Regions from separate parts of the Homo sapiens genome. Here region 2 is linked to region 1. A link is an interaction called in ENCODE POLR2A ChIA-PET data of the cell type or tissue named here. Cell type or tissue: PC-9. All regions are shown on one strand. Links, peaks and the distances in the headings refer to the core of each region. The heading gives the core; the rest is flanking DNA.

Evidence for each region. ChIA-PET counts read pairs that join two places held together with the same protein. Peaks named below come from ENCODE experiments on the same cell type or tissue, not always from the same donor. Only the 100,000 strongest peaks of a DNase experiment are listed, where the experiment ranks them.
Region 2: POLR2A ChIA-PET joins it to region 1 with 13 read pairs; 5 of 35 experiments call an interaction of 5 or more read pairs at or near these places.

What each region holds. Positions count from the first base shown.
Region 1 is chr1:37,494,971-37,503,184 of GRCh38, forward strand. It overlaps MEAF6 (MYST/Esa1 associated factor 6), which reads right to left. Exons shown (of 7, transcript NM_001270875.3): 5 at 6,834-7,026; 6 at 915-948. It overlaps MIR5581 (microRNA 5581), which reads right to left and starts at 6,024; the gene lies at 5,965-6,024. In PC-9, for the core only: no CTCF peak of the experiment used is centred there; DNase peaks (open chromatin) are centred at 3,081 and 4,351.
Region 2 is chr1:37,696,946-37,703,524 of GRCh38, forward strand. CDCA8 (cell division cycle associated 8) reads left to right here. Exons shown (of 10, transcript NM_001256875.2): 4 at 1,960-2,032; 5 at 3,491-3,576; 6 at 4,809-4,873; 7 at 6,307-6,402. Among named protein-coding and RNA genes, the nearest start is that of CDCA8, 7.7 kb to the left of the region's middle. In PC-9, for the core only: no CTCF peak of the experiment used is centred there; no DNase peak of the experiment used is centred there.

The sequences.
Region 1 (8,214 bases), core at 1,504-6,503:
AGTCCAAAAAAAAAAAGAGCTAGTATTAACAATTTATTATTTAATTAAAGGGAATTTTTCATCATTAAAAATGTATGTGACCGGCCGGGTGCGGTGGCTCACGCCTGTAATCCCAGCACTTTGGGAGGCTGAGGCGGGTGGATCACGAGGTCAGGAGTTTGAGACCAGCATGACCAACATGGTGAAACCCTGTCTCTACTAAAATACAAAAACTAGCTGGGCATGGTGGCACGCACTGTAATCCCAGCTACTCAGGAGGCTGAAGCAGGAGAATCACTTGAACCTGGGAGGCGGAGGTTGCAGTGAGCCAAGATTGCACCACTGCACTCCAGCCTGGGCAACAGAGCAAGACTCCGTCTCAAAAAATAAATAAATAAATAAATAAATAAATAAATAAATAAATAAATAAAGTATGTGACCTCTTTCTCTCCTTAAAATACAAAAACCATAGGCCAGGCACGTTGGCTCACACCTGTAATCCCAACACTTTGGGAGGCTGGGGTAGGAGGATTGCTTAAGTCCAGGAGTTCCAGACTGGACATCATGGTGAAACCCCATATCTACAAAAAATACAAAAATTAGCCAGGCAAGGTGGCATGTACCTGTATTCCCAGCTACTCGGGAGGCCAAGCACAGGAGGTCAAGGCCACAGTGAACTGTGACTGTGATGATACTGCACTCTAGCCTAGGTGAAAGAGCAAGAAACTGTCTCTCAAAAAAAAAAAACAAAAAACAAAAAAAAAAAAAAACAAAAAAACCACCTAAAAGTTGAAGTATATCCAGATGGACACCCCAGACTTTAAATCAAGAGTTATGACTCCAGGTTAGGAACACTCAAGCTCTGAAGACAAATACATTTTTCTAATCATCTACAAAATTGCCAGCCTCTCTGAAGTGGTCCGGCTGATACTTACAGCTCGTGGTTTTTTGTTTAACTTCAGATCAATCCTGTGACAGAAAAGATAAAAGATATTTCCATTTTAATTTACAGAAAATGGGTCCCACAATCAGCTACTGCATAGGGCATAAGCTATAACAAAGACTATTTGGTTAAGAAAAATCCACATTCTTCATTAGACTATGTCATATTTAGTTGTTTACCCAGATATTATCAAGCAAGTATTAAAAATTATGAGCACACATTTTTGCCCTAAGGCAAACTTAGCTGACTCTAAAAAGAAATGTATACAGCAGCTACAAAAGCCATATAATTTTAAAACAATTCCAAAACTACATGTTAAAAAGACTGAAGTAAGAGGGCATGCTCTATGTTAATGTGTTAGTTCTGTAACTATATCACTGAAAATTACTGAGACACATGGTGATTAACAACAGGAAAGAGACTAGGAGTTTGTATTTCTGAACACGAAACACAAAATAAATTAAATTAATTTCAATTTTTAAATCTTTCCAAAGCAAAATATCAAGATCTTAAGCTATTATTCTCCTTATGAAGCAAAGCCAGAAAATCAATTTAAATATGAGTTAAAGTAAAGGTTATCTATTTTAAAAGAAATTAAAATGCATAAAAGTGAAGTTTACTTAATTTTGCTTAAGTTATTAAATAAAATGTTACCTCCATCACGTTTTTCTGTTTTTAAAAAAAACTTCCCAGCCTAACCTAATATACATACCTACAATTAAACAGATAAACTATGGGTTAGAAAGGTCTCAAAAAGGCATACTGGTGTCTACACACTAAACACAGCACAAATACTAATTCAAATCAAACTTACTCAAAGTCATAATCAAACATGCCAGACGGGCTGAGGGGCAGCATTTGAAAGGAAGAAAGCAATAGAAATTAATATACTAATTGAATAAATTAGTCGATTAGCCACCCTAGCAAGAATTGTAGAAACAAAATCAGCTTTAAGAATCTTAAGCAACAAAGTATCAAACATCAAAGCACCAAAGATTTTGTGGTCAGAAGATTCCCTTCCTTCAATGGATTTCATATCAGAAGACTAGACTATGAAAGAAAAAGTTATTTCATTAGAAAACTCAGACACCTGGAGCCCTTTTATTAGCTGCCAAATTCGGAGTTAGAACTTTTAAAATATTTAATTGTATTGAAAAATATAATTAGGGCATTAGAAGAAACAGAGAAAGAAAGGTTTAGTTATATAATGAAAGGCACTTTGAAGAGAGTGCTAACAACTCAGCATAATATACTTTCACTAAAATAAAAAACTACAACACAGTCTAAACTTTAAAAAAGGAAAACATTTCACAAATTTTTACTCAAGTTATATGGGTTTGTTTGTTTGTTTGTTTGTTTGTTTGAAACGGAGTCTCGCTCTGGCACCCAGGCTGGAGTGCAGGGGCGGCGATCTTGGCTCACTGCAAGCTCTGCCTCCCGGGTTCACGCCATTCTCCTGCCTCAGCCTCCCTCAAGTTATATGTTCTAAACATGTCCAGGGAACACCATGCTCCTTTTCTACAGCATTCATCCTAAAAGCCCAAAGTTGAATGAATAAACTTCAGTGGTGGAACCTTGTTCCAGAAAATGAAGAACAGTATTGCTCTGCCACCTAAGTAGGTGATGGCAATTAACTGTCTATATCAGGGCTATAATTAAGAAACACAAAAGTCTGCAGCACCCGTATTTATTTATTTATTTATTTATTTATTTTTTGAGACAGAGTTTTGCTCTTGTCACCCAGGCTGGAGTGCAATGGCGCAATCTTGGCTCACTGTAACCTCCGCCTCCTGGGTTCAAACGATTCTCCTGTCTCAGCCTCCCTAGCAGCTGGGATTACAGGCGCCTGCCACTAGGTCCAGCTAATTTTTGTATTTTTAGTAGAGACAGGGTTTCACCATGTTGGCCAAGCTGGTCTCGAACTCCTGACCTCAGGTGATCCATCTGCCTCGGCCCCCTAAAGTGCTGGGATTACAGGCATGAGCCACTGCACCCAGCCTGCAGCACCCCTATTAAAACAAGGGAAAGCTGCCATCCACAAGCACCCAAGTCTCAGGGATCTGGAAGGAGCAGTACAGAGAAGGAGACCATTTTGTGCCATCACCACTAGCAGGCCATGATCTGGGCAGGCCTCCAAAGCAAACATTAACCTGGAGCATGACACCTGCTCCTTCACCGGCTCCAACACCTTCCAGACTAAAACAATAAGCAAATGGCTACATTTAGGTGCTAAAACAATATGCAAATGGCTACATTTCCTCCTAGACAATGTTTGCAAGAGTAAAGCTGGAAGAAAGCTTAATGTCAATATCTCTCACAAAATAGTTTCACTTTAGACATTTGGGAGAGTATACAGTAGGTGTATGAAACTAGGAATTATCAAATATTTCACTTTCAGCCTGACTTGACTTTGTTCACAAATCAAAATAGACTGTATCTAGTTAATCAAAACTTTACAGACTATCTAAAGTAATTTTTTATAGTAACAGAAACTTATAAGAGTAGCTATGTTATTTTTTATTATTATTATTATTATTATTATTATTATTATTACTATTACTGAGACAGGGTCTTCCTCTGTCACCCAGGATGAAGTGCAGTAGCTCACTGAAGCTTCAACCTCCTGGGCTCAAGCAATCCTCCAGCCTCATCTCATCTTTCCAAGTAGCTGAGACTACAGGCATGCCATCACGTCCAGTTAATTACTGTGTTTTTTTGTAGAGACGGGAGTCTCGCCATGTTGCCCCCGGCTGGTCTCGAACTCCTAGACTCAAGTGATCCCTCCACCTCAGCCTCCCAAATTGCTGGAATTACAGGTATGAGCCACAGCACCTGGCCACTATATGGTATTATTTCAACTTTTTCTTTAAAGATACCAGGAATGACATACTGTTCAGGTATCATGTAAAATATAAGAATTCAGAACAATGTGATCACTTATGGATGCTAAAAATTATTTGATAAATTTTTATATTCTGGCGGGGTGTGGTGTGGTTCATGCCTGTAAACCCAGCACTTTGGGAGGCCGAGGCAGGAGGATCAAGCCTAGGAGTTCAAGACCAGCCTGTGCAGCATGGCAAAACCCCATCTCTACAAAACAATACAGAAACTAGCTAGGCATGGTGGCACATGCCTGTACTCCCAGCTACTTAGGAGGATGAGGTGGGAGGATTGCCTGAGCCCAGGAGGTCAAAGCTGCAATGACCCATGATCTCACCACTGCACTCCAGCCTGGGCAATCCAGCAAGACCTTGTTTCAAGAAAAAAAAAAATTTCATATTCCTGAAGAGGGCAAATTCAAGTTATTTCCTTTTGCTTAAGTGCCATATTTATTTCCACCTTTGCTCACCACTAAACAGTGTCTGGCACACAGTAAGTACTCAAACATTTGCTGAAATAATTTATTATTGACTCATCTCACTATATGGGGTATGGCACACTGGAGGATAAACATGTACTATACTGGGTACAAACTTAACAATGTACATAGACACCATGCTCTGTCCCCACCCCAATCTGCCAGCCCTACTGAGATATCAGTCAGCAGTAGTAAGGGACTTGGAGCAGACACAATTCCTGACTAAAGATGGCAGGAGTCCAAGAGCCTTAACTGACCGCTCGTGTGCCATTCAGGCACACTGAATTTTGCTTCCCTAGAAAGGAAACAAATCAGCTTCACTCTCCTTTCTTGGGGCAGATGAGTGCCTAAGGCCAAGGGAGATCAGCCAGATATTAAATCAGAGGGAAGACAAAAGGACAGCAATAAAAAGCAGGATTCTGCTTTCCAAACAGAAAACACTATTTGCGAAGCAGTAACTAATATCGAAGATTTTTACAACTACTACTATTTTTCTGGAAGGAGATAGCTCCTAGGATAGGAAGAAGTATTGTTCCTATGGAAATGTGCTAGAAACTTGCAAGAAGAAAATGAAGTTTAGCTCCTCTTTAACTCCTTTTTATCAGTCACCAGCTAATAACATCATTAGTGGAAATGAAGAACTACCTGAAATAAACAGCTATCTACAGACTATTAATCAGTAATGGGAAAAAGTCCCCGAAACTTTCAAAGAGTTTCCTCCCTACTCTAGACACTATGAAATAAGAAAATAATCACTACTTTAAAATGACACTAGGCCAGACACCGTGGCTCATGCCAGTAATCCCAGCACTTTGGGAGGCCGAGGCAGGTGGATCACCTGAGGCCAGTAGTTCACACCAACACAGTGAAACGTGTCTCTACTAAAAATACAAAAATTAGCTGGGCACAGTGGTGCACGCCTGTAATCCCAGCTACTCAGGAGGCTGAGGCAGGAGAATCGTTTGAACCCAGGAAGCAGAGGCTGCAGGGGCTGAGATCGTGCCACTGCACTCCAGCCTGGGTGACAGAGCAAGACTGTCTGAAAAAAATAAAAAATTAAAAAAAAATGACACTGGAGTAAATTTAATAAAAGCAATACAGAGCATGACATTTAATTATCTTGACAATTAAAAAAATTTTTAAGAATATATTTCTCTGTTATTCGTGATAAGCTAGCACCAGTCTTACTACAGTTGGTCAAATAACCTATAGCCTTTCAAAAATATATGAAGAGGTAGATATACAATTTTTGCTAATTCTTACTACAGTTATGCGATTAGGATGGTGACTTCTGGTTTGCAGAAAAATGTTAAGCAGCAGTCCTCAGTCATTATTTGAAGGAAATACTATTTCTGCAGTCTAGAAAACACCATTACCATCAACAAGAAAAACTCTTAAAATAATTGAAGAACCAGCTGACGCCAATCAAGGAGGTTCAAATCAGGTAGAGTTAATCCTACATTACCCCCAGGCACTGTCATATCCATGAAGCTAACAAGTTTAATACCTTGGGTGCATGAAGGAATACCCTACAGATTTGTAAACCAAATCCAGAAGCAAACTGGAGAACAGGGAATGCCACCCATCCCTTGCATTGCCCCCTTTCACCTGCTCAGCACGCAGTCTTCCAGGAGGAGTAGAACGAATGTACAGTTTCTAGAATGAGAACTCTTACCCTGGCTTCGGAACTTCTAGGAGGCATGGAAACAGGTATGTATAGGGTCTCCATTTCTCCTGGAAGGCTTGAGGCCAGCAAAACTCCTTACTCTAGAAACCGGACATTATACTCTTTAGGTCAAGCTGCATAATTTCCAATTATCTGAGTTAACAATCCCCAGCATGATCATACAAACCCCAGGCAGAGTGAATGCTGAAACCCTCTCTGGGTGACACCTGGCCTCTCTGTCCACTGACGTCATTCCTATCTCATTATGTACTGCAAAAAAACATGGTGCACCAATGTTACACGTTACCTATGAAGACACTCTCATATTTTACAGGCTTTATACTGTTCCTCCAGTATCTGAAGTCAGCATATTGCTGAGAAATACAGAAACAGAAAAATCACAAGCAATAAAAAAAACTTGTATTTAAAGAGAAAAAAAGGCATGTCAAATCAGTTCTCTCCATCCACAAAGAAATAAGAGTAGGCAAAGATCAGAATTACCAGCAGAAGACTTTATCCCACTTTACAGCTTCCCAATAAGTACCAGTGGCATTTTTCAAATACTATTACACAGATTCCATTTCTATTTCTCCTTTTCCTCTTCTAAAAGTATTCCATATTCACCATATGAAACAAGGTTTTTATGGAATAAAACTATTCTACACTAGAAACAGTGAGAAGAATGTCCTGGAGTCTTCCTTGAGGGTTACTCTAATGCCCACCAATTCCTCCCTTTGAGCAAATTAGCCCGTTCACTTGGACCTAATGACTTTCTTGCCATCAGCAACAGAAAGAGTCTGCAGCAATCCTAAAGAGTTTTTATTCTAGGCAATTCCCTTCACAGCAATGGTCATGGGAGCTGCGGGGGTGGGATCCCTGCCACTGACCTGTGCCGGTTTTTATTCTTTCGCTTTTTATGGCTGCTGTGGTGACTCCCTGAGGAAGTAGAAGAAGCAGCCTTCTGAGGTTTCACTCCCTGCACAGATCCATCCAGATCCTCAGGGTCCTCCTGGCTGGGCTCATTTTCCTGATTGTGGAAGTCTGGAGAAGTGTCACTTTCCGTCCCACTTCCTGGCTCCCCTGAAGGAAATAAAACACAAGTTTCCAAATGCATCATCAGTACTCCTCAGGCAATCTGTCCATCAACATGAACACTAATAGGTAGAAAAAAACCATTCCCTATCCTCTAATTGACAGAGAAGATACATGTTGACAGAGAAGATACATGTTGACAGAGAAGATACATACAAAGGATCCAAGTGACCAAAGGTCCTGAAAAAGCATGTAATCTGAAACAATGTAACCAGAGAGAACAGCTCTAAGGGCAGTTTTTGTTTTTATAGAGATGAGAGTCTGGCTGTGTTGTCCAAGCTGGTCTTGAACACTTGGCCTCAAACCATCCTCCTGCCTCAGCCTCCCAGAGCACTGGGATCACAGGCATGAGATACTGTGCCTGATCTATAGTCTTAAAAATATATATGTTTACACAAGTTGTTATTGAGTTTGCTTTTATTAAATGTAATCTACAGTGATGTACAAAAAAAACTACAGTGACTGTACAAAAAAAAAGGGGGGGCCAAAGAGGGAGAAGACAGCCCATTCCTGAATTACTCTGATAAGTTTTCCATTGTTTTTTCTTGTTTTTTTTTTGTTTGTTTGTTTAACCTTTAAGCTCTGTTGAACTTGAACCTCGTAAGTCTTTTTTTTTTTTTTTTTTTTAAGACAGGGTCTCACTCTGTCACCTAGGCTGGAGTGCAGTGGTGGAATCTCTGTTCACAGCAGCCTTCAGTTCCTGGGCTCAGATGATCCTTACACCTCAGCCTCCCAAGTAGCTGGGACTGCAGGTGCCCATAAGCATAAGCCCTGCTAATTTTTCTATTTTTTGTAGAGATGTGGTTTTGCCATGTTGCCCAGGCTGGTCTTGAACTCCTAGGCTCAAGAGATCCACCTGCCTCAGCCTTCCAAAGTGCTGAGATTACAGGCATGAGCCACCACACCCAGCCTGGTAAGTTTTATTTTATTTCATTTTATTTCGAGACAAGATCTCACTCTGTCACCCAGGCTAGAGTGCACTGGTGTGAACTGGTGTGATCATAGCTCATGGCAGCCTCAAACTCCTGGGTTCAAATTATCCTCCCATCTCAGCCTCCCCAGTAGCTGGAACTACCGGCACATGCCACCACACTTGGATACTTTTTTTTTTAAAGATGGGGTCTTACTATGTTGCCCAGGCTGGTCTCAAACTCCTGGGCTTAAGCAGTCCTCCTG
Region 2 (6,579 bases), core at 1,580-6,579, 200 kb after region 1:
ACATACACTGAGCTCCAATGTTTTAAAAGAGTTACCTCTGAGATGAATTATGCTTACTAGCTAATGCAGTTCTCTCTTTTTAAATTAGAAATACAGAACTGCAAATGAGAACTTCTAATGTAATATGAGAGAGCCATTGTTACCACACCAAGTTGAGAGAATTCTAGCCTTGACTAATATGATTTAAAACTCCAGAAAGGAACGATAGAAAATCTATAAAAGCTCTTAGTTGGGAAGTGTGTTGGGGCTCCCAAGACCACCTCCAGGTTTGGTGATTCACTAGGAGGATTCATGGGGCTCAGCATACAGTCACACCCATGGCGATGATTTATTACAGTGAAAGTATACAAAGCATTAATCAACAAAGGAGAAAATTGCATAGGACAAAGTCCAGAGGAAACCAGGCTTCTAGGAGTCCACTCCCTGTAGAGTCAAACAGAACATGCTTAATTCAACACATATGAAATGCTGTCTACCAGAAAATCTGATTAGAGAGTCAATGCCCAGAGTTTTAACTGGGGGCTGCTCACATAGGCATCCTCTGCCTAGCACATGTCAAAATCCTAGACTTTCAGGAGGGAAGTAGGTGTTCAGCATGAGCCATATTGTTTGCATAAAGTTTAGGCACAGTGAGGCATCTTGTTAAGGAAAGGTGGGAATCTTTCTGAAATCAAGTTCCCAGATGCCAACCGAGGCCAGGCTTGCAAACAGGCCTTTCTATGTGTATCAGTCTCAGGCCTGCTCTGTTAACTGTCCTGCACAGTAGATGCCCAGTGGCCTGCCACCACTGATGACTCCATAAAATGCCAGTTGTTTCTAGAGATGGCAGAAGGTTGGCAGGAATGCCCCTACTTTCTGTTGCATCAAGCCTGGCAAACATCAGTAACTTATTACAGCCCTATTTCTTGCTAAGCCTAAGACAGCCTCAGAATCCTTCTCTGAGTATGTCAAGCAGTCCCTACCAGAAATGAAACCTGTGCCATTCCAAACCTGTAGTAATTATTCTGATGTTTACATGTGTTCTATAAGGAAAGGACTGTGAATCATGACTGCTCTTTGTAGTGCCCATACTTATTACCATATGAAAAAAAAACGAATTTGAATGGTGACTGGAAGCCTTTTTGAAGGACCCAGGATCATCATAGAAAACCTTATTGAGACCCTGTAGATTTATCGAAAAAATGGTAAGCTTGACACACCACCAAGTGTTGTAGAGGATGTAGATCATTAGGAACTTGTATTGTTTGCAGATGGGCTGTAGTCAAGGGTAACCACTTTGGGAAACAATTTGGCATAATGCGAAGGCTGAATATTTATGTAACCTATAATCCCTGTCATGTCCTATCCAAAGGATAGAGCCAAGGGGAAACTTGGACATGTACCTCAGACACATGTAAGACAGTTCAAGGTAGCAGTGTTTATAATAGCAGGAAACTATTGATGGAAGATGGACAAATCCATTGTGGTATATTCACACAGTGGGATATGATATAGCAATGAAAACAAATTAACTACAACCACAAAGAGTGGTGAAAACAGCCAAAACCAAACAAAATGCTTAAGTACACACTTGTGAAAAAGCACATCTGTGTGTGCACACATGTATACACACATATGCATGTATCTGTGAGCACATACACATGTACCTTTCGATAAAGCAAGTGCAATGATATGGTTACCCCTGGGGAATGAAGGATTAGGAGACTCATCACCTTTGGAAGAAGAGATAAGAAAATGGAACAAGGAATGAATACAGAGCCAGAAGCAAGTTATTGGCAATGTTTTAGGTCTTGGGCTGTGTGGTGGGTTTATGGGAGTTTGCTATATTGTATATTGTATCACTAACATTTAACAGTCTTATGTATTAAATAATAGTTTTAAAAAAGTTTTTATCTTGAAATATTGTTCCTCATATTTTGGTGGAATAAGCCTGGTGCTTTCTGGCTATGTTTGTCATAGGCTGACCTGGATATCACCGAAATAAACAAACTAACAGCAGAAGCTATTCAGACACCCCTGAAATCTGCCAAAAGTGAGTACCTTTCAAAACTCCTTGTTGTACAGAAAGAACTGAGGCTCAGGTTGCTTGGTTGGCTGCTCAGGCAGCGCCTTGTTGGTAGAGCCTCTTCCCTTTAATGTCTGGTTCTTAATCTTGTAAATCCAAAAACTTGCTTTTGGATGGTGCATTTAGTTAATTTTTTTTCCCCCGAACAGCAATTCAAACCAGAAATTTAGTTAATTTTAGGCAGGACTGCTAAAAACCAAACTCAAGACCCGTGTGCGAGCTAAAATGAAAGTGAAAAAAGGGGGGAAAAAAGCTGTGCTAGAAACCAAACATTGTTGCCTGCTTACTTTCTCCTGGGTTAAATAGATGACAAGATTTAGAGAGGTGTTAAAAGACTGGTAACACCAACTGAGACGCTCCCTGATGTAATCAACAAAGTTGAAAGCGAATTGAAAAAGGAATGACTTTCTCTGCATATAATTCAAAATTACTCAATTCAGGCCAGGTGCGGTAGCTCACGCCTGTAATCCCAGCACTTTGGGAGGCCAAGCTGTGAGGATTACTTGAGCCCAGGAGTTCAAGACCAGCCTGGGCAATGTAGTGAGACCTTGTCTCTGAAAAAAAAAAGAAAGAAAGAAAGGAAAGGAAAGGAAAGGAAAGGAAAGGAAAGGAAAAAAAAAGTTACTCAGCTAGGCGTGGTGGCTCACGCCTGTAATCCAAGCACTTTGGGAGGCCGAGGTGGGTGGATCACGAGGTCAGGAGTTCGAGACCATCCTGGCTAATACGGTGAACCCCCGTCTCTACTAAAAAATACAAAAAATTAGCCGGGCGTGGTGGCGGGCGCCTGTAGTCCCAGCTACTTGGGAGGCTGAGACAGGAGAATGGCGTGAACCCGGGAGGTGGAGCTGGCAGTGAGCTGAGATCATGCCACTGCACTCTAGCCTGGGCGATAGAGCGAGACTCTGTCTCAAAAAAAAAAAAAAGTTACTCAATTCCATGATCTATCCACATAAAATCATCTTACATACATGTCCCGCACTCTGAGAAACACTGTCTTATAGGAAAAGTTGTATGGGAAACCAGGTTTTGACTAGTGAGCAAGGAATCGGATCAGGATGAATTGTGACATGGACTTAATGTCACTGTCATTAAGCTATGATAGTTTGATGCATCCAATTCTTATAAGAACATCCTGACCCATGGCCAGGATTTCGGGGCTACACACCAGGGCACGCTCTACAGTAGGCAGGGCAAGCTCAATTATTCAGAATGCTGGGCTGTCCCTACAAAGCATCATATGGGGTCTCTTAACACTCTGGTTAGTTTCCTTTGTCTAAACCCTCTTTCTTAAAAAGTCTTCTTTATTTTTAGTCCATTTCTTCCTTGCAGCTTAAGATTGTGTACATTTTATTCCTATAAGAAATGTGAATGCACAAAACTTTATTTTCATCAGAAATACCACCCTGTTGAAACTGTTTCTTACAGCACGAAAGGTAATACAGGTAGATGAAATGATAGTGGAAGAGGAAGAAGAAGAAGAAAATGAACGTAAGAATCTTCAAACTGCAAGAGTAAGTGGACACTGAGGTTGGAGGCTGGGGGTTATCACAAGACAAGCAAATACAAATGCATAAAATACACTGTTGTACACCAGAGCTCACAGTTTAGTAGAGATGATCCTACTTTACATGGCAATGACAAAAGAGATAATTGACTGGTGTGCAAAGTGTGTAGAACACAGAAGAGGAAGCTAGCAAGCCTCCCCTACCCCACTAGGACATAGACAGGCCTTTCAAGGTGAGTGAGAGTCTACTAGCTAGAGAAGAAAGGGAAGAGGAACAGTATTCAGGATAGATGGGGGAGGCGGAAAACTGAAGATGAGGAAACCAGTTAGAAGCCTATGAATTCTTGAACTGACATGCTGACACTATAGAATGAAGGGATGGTTTTTAGATAGGTTTTAGAAAGAAGTGGCATGGTTGGTGGAGAAAAGGAGGAATCAGAGACAACTGCATGGTTTCTAGCTAAGGCAAATGCTATCCAGTGAGGTGTGGGACCCAGGTGGCAGAGGGTGCTGGACTGGGGGTGGTGGAGCACATGCCAATTGCATGACATGTTGACCATTCATTACTTTTCCAGGACATCTAGGCTAGACAGAAATTTCAGCCTGGAGCTCAGGGAGAAGAGGGAGATTTGAGAGATACACTGCCTCCCAGATCTTTAGGTGTTTGTCCCAGTGTGGGAGTGGAGATGGTTGTGCAGGGAGAGCAGGAAGGGAGGGAGTCAGGGTGGACACTAGAGGGAGGGTAGAGAGAGGAGCTCCTAAGGCAGACTGCCAAGGAAGTTAGAGAAGCAGGAAAGACAGATCCATCACGGAGGACAAGGGAGGAGAGAATATATGGAAGATAAGGAGTGATTCTTGCCAGGGACCTCCCAGGCCCCAGGAAGGGAGCACTGCAGGGTTTGCCTTTGATTGGGCACCTGGGACGCCCTGAGTGACCTTCACAGCAGCCCTTTATGTAAAGTAGTGGGGTACAAGCCAGGCTGCAATCAGTTCAAAAGAGATTTACCTTTAATCTTGGTCAAAATCCTCTATTTTGAAAACCCAGCCAGTGGAAGTCCTTATTCAATTAGTTATGTTCTGAACTTTTTAAGTCATTGAATTCTGAGATACACCTTATTATATTTAGTATTAACTATCCAAAGCTTGTTCTTAATGCTTTAAAAAAAAAAAAAAAACCCTCCTTACCTTCCTCTTTGCTGGGTTTTTTGTAACCTTAGTCTCATTTGATTGTGACTGCAGGTCAAAAGGTGTCCTCCATCCAAGAAGAGAACTCAGTCCATACAAGGAAAAGGAAAAGGGAAAAGGTAGTGGATTTTCTAAAGTTGTGGTGTTTTGGGTTTTATTGGAGAGCCATATATATCATGGCAGAAAGTGAGGGGCAGTGAAAAGGCTCTGGTGGCTAGTGTTTGAAAGCAGCTTAAAATCACTGAATCCTTGAGTATCCAAGCTGGAGGGGTCTCTAGAAATGACCTAAACCAAAACCATCTCCAGTACTTTAATGTACATTCTCTATCCTTCCCCACTTTTTTTTTTTTTTTTTTTTGAGACGGAGTTTCAATCTCGTTGGCCAGGCTGGAGTGCAATGGTGCAATCTTGGCTCACTGCAACTTCTGCCTCGCGGGTTCAAATGATTCTCCTGCCTCAGCCTCCCGAGTAGCTGGGATTATAGGCATGTGCCACCATGCCGGCTAATTTTGTATTTTTAGTAGATGCGGGGTTTCTCCATGTTGGTCAGGCTGGTCTTGAACCCCCGACCTCAGGTGATCCACCCACCTCAGCCCCCACTTTTTTTTTTTAAGTATAGCAAGAACTGCCTGTTATGTTTCAGTTCCTGATAGTCCATATGTAGAGCTACCCCATAGCTCGTCATAGAGTGGCTGTCACTTACCTATAATTGGTTTCTTGAAATGTTTTGTCCAGTCCTGCAAAGTGAAGAACCTCTATGGGCTTGAGTTGATTATACTGGACTCTACCATAAGCCATGTGGGGGAAGGTACAGCAGCTTAGGAGAGTAGTCACCGGGATGCATGTCTGTGGAGGAGCGAACTCATTTCTCTTGAGCAGTGCAGCAGCTGCCTGGCACAAGGACAGAATTCCAGCTGGGGGAGCCTTCGCATGAAGAGGCTGTCTCCTTGATTAAAAAGTCAGATTCTGAGGCTGAGTGTGGTGTCTCACACCTGTAATCCCAGCACTTTGGGAGGCCAAGGCAGGTGGATCACTTGAGGTCAGGAGTTTGAGACCCGCCTGGCCAACATGGTGAAACCCTGTCTCTACTAAAAATACAAAAATTAGCCAGGTGTGGTGGTGCATGCCTGTAGTTCCAGCTACTCGGGAGGCTGAGGCAGGAGAATCGCTTGAACCCAGGAGGTGGAGGTTGCAGTGAGCCAAGATTACGCCATTGCACTCCAGCCTGGGCAACAGAGCAAGACTCCGTCTCAAAAAAAAAAAAAAAAGTCAGATTCTGGAGGCAGACTACTTTGGTTCAAAGTTTTGGCTCCATCCTAATTGGATATGTGATCTTGGGCAAGTTTTTAAAACTTGATGCACCTGAGTTTCTGCATCTGTGTATGAGGATGGCAGCAGTGCTGGCCTCCCGTGTTAGAAGGGTCACGTGAGTCGATGTGTGCGAGGCGCCCGGAGCAGTATCTCACAGTCAGCTCTCCACGTGTCACTCCTCTGCTGCTGCCTTCGTGGAACCTGAGAGTTGGCATACCTGATGGCCATTTCTTACCTGTAGGTCAAGCCGTGCTAACACTGTTACCCCAGCCGTGGGCCGATTGGAGGTGTCCATGGTCAAACCAACTCCAGGCCTGACACCCAGGTTTGACTCAAGGTGAGTATCGAGGGAAACACTTGGATTTGATGGGACTCCAACATTGAGCACTACCCAGAGAAGGAGTGTCTAAGAAAATACTCCTAGGCCAGGCACGGTAGCTCACGCCTGTAATACCAGCACTTTGAGAGGCCGAGGCAGGCGGATCACTTGAGGTCAGGAGTTCAAGACCAGCCT